Linked DNA regions of Homo sapiens: region 1 is linked to region 2. A link is a contact called in ENCODE Hi-C or POLR2A ChIA-PET data. All regions are on one chromosome and are shown on one strand. Each heading gives the region's core, a stretch centred on a gene start or an enhancer-like site at or near the end of the contact. The rest is flanking DNA. Distances are from core to core; before and after follow the strand shown.

Region 1 (2,700 bases), core at 168-2,667, 220 kb after region 2:
CACGTGGAAACATGCGGCCGTATTTCTCCTCATAGTCCACAAGCTGGCGTTTTATCCAGGCATAGCGTCTGTCGATTTTGTCCAGCCAGGCAACCTGGTGAAGGTGGAGATCAAAAGCCACCCCAGTGGTTAGAAGTAGAAATGGCAGTTCAAGGAAACAAGCAAAAACACAGAGCCAAGCAAAAGGGAACCAACCTCTGTATTTCTCATGGTTTTAAAGAATCTAGGCTACCTTTTTAACTTGATTTTTTACTTAAAAATTCAGAGGTTTTTGGCTGGGCGCAGTGGCTCATGCCTATAATCCCAGCACTTTGGGAGGCCGAGGTCAGCAGATCACCTGAGGTCAGTTCGAGACCAGCCTGACCAACATGGAGAAACCCCGTCCCTACTAAAAAATACAAAAATTAGCCTGGTGTGGTGACAGGCGCCTGTAATCCCAGCTACTTGGGAGGGGGAGGCAGGAGAATTGCTTGAACCCGGGAGGCAAGGTTGCAGTAAACTGAGATCGCACCACTGCGTTCCAGCCTGGGCAACAAGAGCGAAACTCCGTCTCACACACACACACACACACACACAAAATCCAGAGGTTTTTAACCTGGGGTCCATGATTGGCCTTCAGGGGTCTATACATTTCCAGAAACTATATGCAGAATTTTATGCACAGGTGCATGTTTCTGAATTTCTCCAAAGGGTCAGTGACCTCAAAATGGTTAAGAACTATAAACTCAGCCCCTAGGACTCACAGCTCAACAACCAACACTGTCAGACAGTCATGTAATACGAGGTCTAAATTAGTAGGCTTGACAGCACTCATGTTTCAATAAAATTCAAATGTTACATCTGATCTTATTTGGTCAATACTCACATCTTGGTTTTCTTGAAAAAGTACCAGATACTCTGACAGATGCTGTTTAATAAACTTTTTGATGATTTCCTGTTTGATCCTGGGATCTAGAATATTAGCAACCAGACATGCATCTCGTAGAACATTGCTGGGTCCTCCTGGTCTCTAGTAAAACAAACATGTACCAGGTGAAAAGCCAGAAACAACCTTTAAACCTCATGGCTTCTCACAGCCACTACTTGTTATCTCTACGCATTGTCAGTCTTACTCCTGCTCCTTCACACTCATTCTTTCTGCTGTGGCTGGATCTGTCAGTTACCTGCTGCTCCTCGAGGATGGAATCCTTACACTCGTTTTACAGCAAGCGACAGAAAAACTACCCTGTGAATCTGCAATGAGATATTTTGGGAAATGGGCAGTAATGATCACGGGAAATTTGACTTTCTGCAAACCAAAACTGAAAGAGATCTAAAAGTCAGAATGCCACTGGTCTCTGATGTCGCAAGATGCTGCTGAAGAGGCCTAAGAGTGGGAATGCCACCAGCCTCTCTCCTAAGAGTTGGAATGCCACCAGCCTCACTCCACATGTGCCACTCTTCCCTGACTCCAACCTCTGGGATTCCTGTTCTTAAAGTGCTATGTTTTTGCCAAATAGTGTGGTCTCCCTTAACACATAAAACCAGGTTCCAAGCCACGACATGTGTTTCACAATAGTGAACTACCTAGAAAGGCAGCCAAAGAGAAAATGCTGTGATACTGGCCTCCTGACCTGAGCGAACACTGGAAAGATACCAGGCGCTGTACTGACGCATCACGACGGGAAGGTCTTTGTTACCAAAAGCAATTCAATGACCAAAGTTTTGCTGAGACTTTCTTTACAGTACGTCACTGAGTGAACATGACTGGCTAAGTGGACTACAGTAAAAAGAACACTTGGAATCTACTCCTGGCTTGGCTAAAAAGCCATGCATGTAGCTTTGGAGCACTTGCTCACCTCATATGAAAAATAATAGACTTTAGGTGATAAGTAAGGTTCTTCTAAATCTTTATTTTTTGTCAACTCTTTCCAATTCCACCCATCTCAACTGAAGTTCCACGCTTCTAAAGTGTTATATAAGCTGCCTGAGACCTGAGTTTTTAAAATGTTGACTTACTCCATGCTGAGTGGTTTTTATGTCATCTGCTGAACACCCTAACTTCTCAATTCTCACTTCAGGATGAAAGTGACCTGATAGAGAAGTCATAGATGCCAAAACCTATGGGTTCACGGGTTCAGATTTTTTCATTTACAAAGAGTTTACTAGGTTGTGCCTTGGAAAAATTTTTAAAAATCTTAATTCCCACTTGTGAAATGGAAATAGTAACACAAGGCCTTTAAGAAAAGCCCATAGTCTTTAAAAAGAAAACTAGGCTGGGAGCGGTGGCTCACGCCTGTAATCCCAGCACTTTGGGAGGCCAAGGCAGGCAGATCATGAGGTCAGGAGATCGAGATCCATCATGGCTAACATGGTGAAACCCCATCTCTACTAAAAAAAAATACAAAAAAATTAGCCAGGCGTGGTGGCGGGTGCCTGTAGTCCTAGCTACTCAGGAGGCTGAGGCAAGAGAATGGCATGAACTCGGAAGGTGGAGCTTGCAGTGAGCCGAGATCGCACCACGACACTCCAGCCTGGGCAACGGAGCAAGACTCCATCTCAAAAAAAAGAAAAGAAAAGAAAACTAAAAACAAAACAAAAAAAAAACCACACACACACACACACACACACACACACACACACACGAAGTCACTATGCCAGAGAAAAGGGAGGCATGTTGTTAAAGAGAACCATTTTAATTTCATCTGCCCGGTGGAATCT
Region 2 (2,700 bases), core at 78-2,577:
GAGGAAGGCTCTGTCTCCCAAAAAAAAAAAAAGAGAGAGAAAGTCTTGCTTTGTTACCCAGGCTGGACAGCAGTGGTGCGATCTCGGCTCACTGCAGGCTCAAGTTCCTCCACAAGTGCCCCTCAGCGCAGCTGGTTAATTTTTTGTAGAGATGGGGTCTCACTACGTTGCCCAGAATGGGCTCAAGCGATCCACCCACCTTGACCTCCCAAAGTGTTGGGACTACGGGTGTCAGCCCTGCACAGAGCCCCACAAGAGTTTAGATCTTGATGTAAATTGTGATGAGGAAGCAATGGAGGACTTTTTGGCTTTTTATGTTTTGTTTTTCATCACTGGAGACTTTTAGCAAGAGAGTGAACGGTTTGGTTGTTTTTAAAAGTTTGTTCTAGCAGCTGTGCGGAAAAAGAGTTCGTGGGGAAGGTTTGAAAGCAGAGACCATTCAGGAGAGGACCCAGAAGTCCCAGTGCCAGACACGGCAGTCGGCCCCAGCCTGGGTAAGGGACAAGGGAGAGGGTAGGGGACACGGAAGCCCACCAGGTTTCCAGCCAGTCCAGCGGTTTTGTTCACTAAAGTGGAAAACCATGAAGAAGTAAGTTTGTTTTGGACACATTGGCTTTGAGAGTCCAGGGTAGATGTACGAGGCTGAAACTCAGGCAATAAAAATTGAGGGGAGAATACACAGCATTTAAAAAGGTACAGGAGGCCGAGCACGGAGGCTCATGCCTGTGATCCCAGCGATCTAGGAGGCCGAGGCGGGAAGATCGATGGAGCCCAGGAGTTCGAGACCAGCCTGAAACCAAAAATCAAAACTCTTAGCCAGGCGTGGGGATGGGAGGCCAAGGCAGGAGGATCGAGGCACGGGACTGGACGAGATGAGTGTCAGCCCAGGGATTTAAAATCTCTCTGCCCACCCTCCCCTTCCTGCGGTCAACTGTCCAGATTCCAACAGACAAAAGCAAGCATGGGCGAACCACCGTGCGCCGCGGTCCCCGACAGAAGCACGCATGCGCACACCTCTGTGTGCGGAGGTTTCCGACAGACGCACGCATGCGCACACTTCTATGCGCGGAGGTCTCCGCAGACAGAAGCACGCATGCGCACATCGCTGTGCCGGTATCGCCAACAGATGGAAGCACGCATGCGCGCACCGCTGCGTACCTAGCACTCCGACAGATGTACGCATGCGCACAACGCTCTGTTCTCGAGATCCCCGACAGAAGCACACATGCGCACACCGCTGTGTGCCAAGGTCGCCAAAAGACGGAAGCACGCATGCGCACACCGCGGTCCGTGGGGCACCGGGCGGAAGCGTCCTGACTGCGCAGGCGCAGCAGGGGTGGTCGCCATGGAGACGCGTGGCCCTGGCCTGGCGGTCCGCGCTGAGAGTCGCCGATTAGTCGGCATCGGGCCTCGGGCGCCCCCGGGGCGGGTTGGGTTGCAGCCCAGCGGGCGGCTGGACCGCCGCGGTGGGGCGGGGACAATGGGGTACAAGGACAACGACGGCGAGGAGGAGGAGCGGGAGGGCGGCGCCGCGGGCCCGCGGGGGTCTAGACTGCCCCCCATCACAGGCGGCGCCTCCGAGCTGGCCAAACGGAAGGTGAAGAAGAAAAAAAGGAAGAAGAAGACCAAGGGGTCTGGCAAGGGGGACGGTAAGAGGAGCAGCTAGCCCGGCTGCGTCAGCTCCGGTTCCCTGGAGACTCTTTGGGGACCCACCCCCCATTTACCCTTCAGACCGGAAACAGAAGCTCAGTGGTCCCGGACCGAGGTCCTCCTGCTCCCCACACATGCCCGTCAGCAGCACGTTGATGCCCCAGCCCCACCCGTGGAGACCATCCACCAACTCTGCGGTCCCTTAGCCCCACACAGAGACCCCTACAGATATCCACCATTCCTAAGAGCCTTCCAGCCCCACACAAAGACACCCTCTCAACTTCCTAATCCCTCAGCCAAAACTGGCAGTCTTAAACGTCTGCGCCTTCCCCACAGAGGCCCTCCTCACAAGACACTTTCCCCACCCCAAACACATTGATGCCACATGAAAGGCCCTCACTCTCATGCACAGAGAAGGGCAGACTCCTGCCTCCCCTCCTCCCACCCTCTTGCGTTAAGGCTGCCTGCCTGTGGATGCGCGGTAGACACCCACACCCACAGACGTGTGTATTAAAGGTCCTCGCTGCATGGGCTCCCCCTCGCACCCACCAAGGGGCAGCCTTGGACTGCACAAACCCCATGACACCAGTCACTGTGACATCCTCCTATAATCCCTGACACCCTCAACCACTCCCCGCTTCATATCAGTGTAACACCCACAGTGAAACTAAAGGGCGGGGGACACCCTCAACCACTCCCCCCACCTTCTATCAATGTAACACCAACAGTGAAACTAAAGGGCGGGACGCAGTGGCTCACACCTGTAATCCGAGCACTTTGGGAGGCCGAGGTGGGAGGATCACTTGAACCCAGGACTTCCAGGCTGCAGTGAGCTATGATCGCACCATTGCACTCCAGCCTGGGCAACAAGCAAGACCCTGTCTCTCAAAAAAACAAACAAGAAAACTAAAGCACAGATCCCCCTCATGCACACACATTCCTAGTCTACACACACAGACTGTTAATACGTTATCCATTCGCGTGTGTAGTCATATGCAGGCAGGAATTGCAGTCTCTCTCAGGGACACCTTCACAAACACACATACCCTA

What was found. A loop is a pair of places that touch in the nucleus more often than their neighbours do. ChIA-PET counts read pairs that join two places held with the same protein, here RNA polymerase II (POLR2A). Pooled maps may share reads with other maps.
Region 1: a map of CD4-positive, alpha-beta T cell shows a loop between it and region 2 (2.4-fold over the local background). The contact joins the enhancer-like site here to the promoter of LIAT1 in region 2. A Hi-C loop is called at or near these places in 3 of 168 maps with a recorded cell type or tissue (CD4-positive, alpha-beta T cell, mammary epithelial cell and sigmoid colon) and 5 of 50 pooled maps. POLR2A ChIA-PET finds 5 or more read pairs at or near these places in 7 of 52 experiments (CD4-positive, alpha-beta T cell, Panc1, activated CD4-positive, alpha-beta T cell and 4 more).

What each region holds. Positions count from the first base shown.
Region 1 is chr17:627,223-629,922 of GRCh38, forward strand. It overlaps VPS53 (VPS53 subunit of GARP complex), which reads right to left. Exons shown (of 22, transcript NM_001128159.3): 9 at 866-1,009; 10 at 1-94. Among named protein-coding and RNA genes, the nearest start is that of VPS53, 86 kb to the right of the region's middle. Within about 2 kb of position 1,418, at least 6 of the 41 ENCODE cell types and tissues checked have a DNase peak (open chromatin) inside an H3K27ac peak, as active enhancers do; they include sigmoid colon, where a contact is called at or near this core.
Region 2 is chr17:408,998-411,697 of GRCh38, forward strand. It overlaps LIAT1 (ligand of ATE1), which reads left to right and starts at 1,328. Exons shown (of 2, transcript NM_001013672.5): 1 at 1,328-1,649. The coding sequence starts at 1,346. The region is part of intron 2 of LOC105371430 (a long non-coding RNA gene); the gene reads right to left. RefSeq lists a silencer at 1,380-1,469.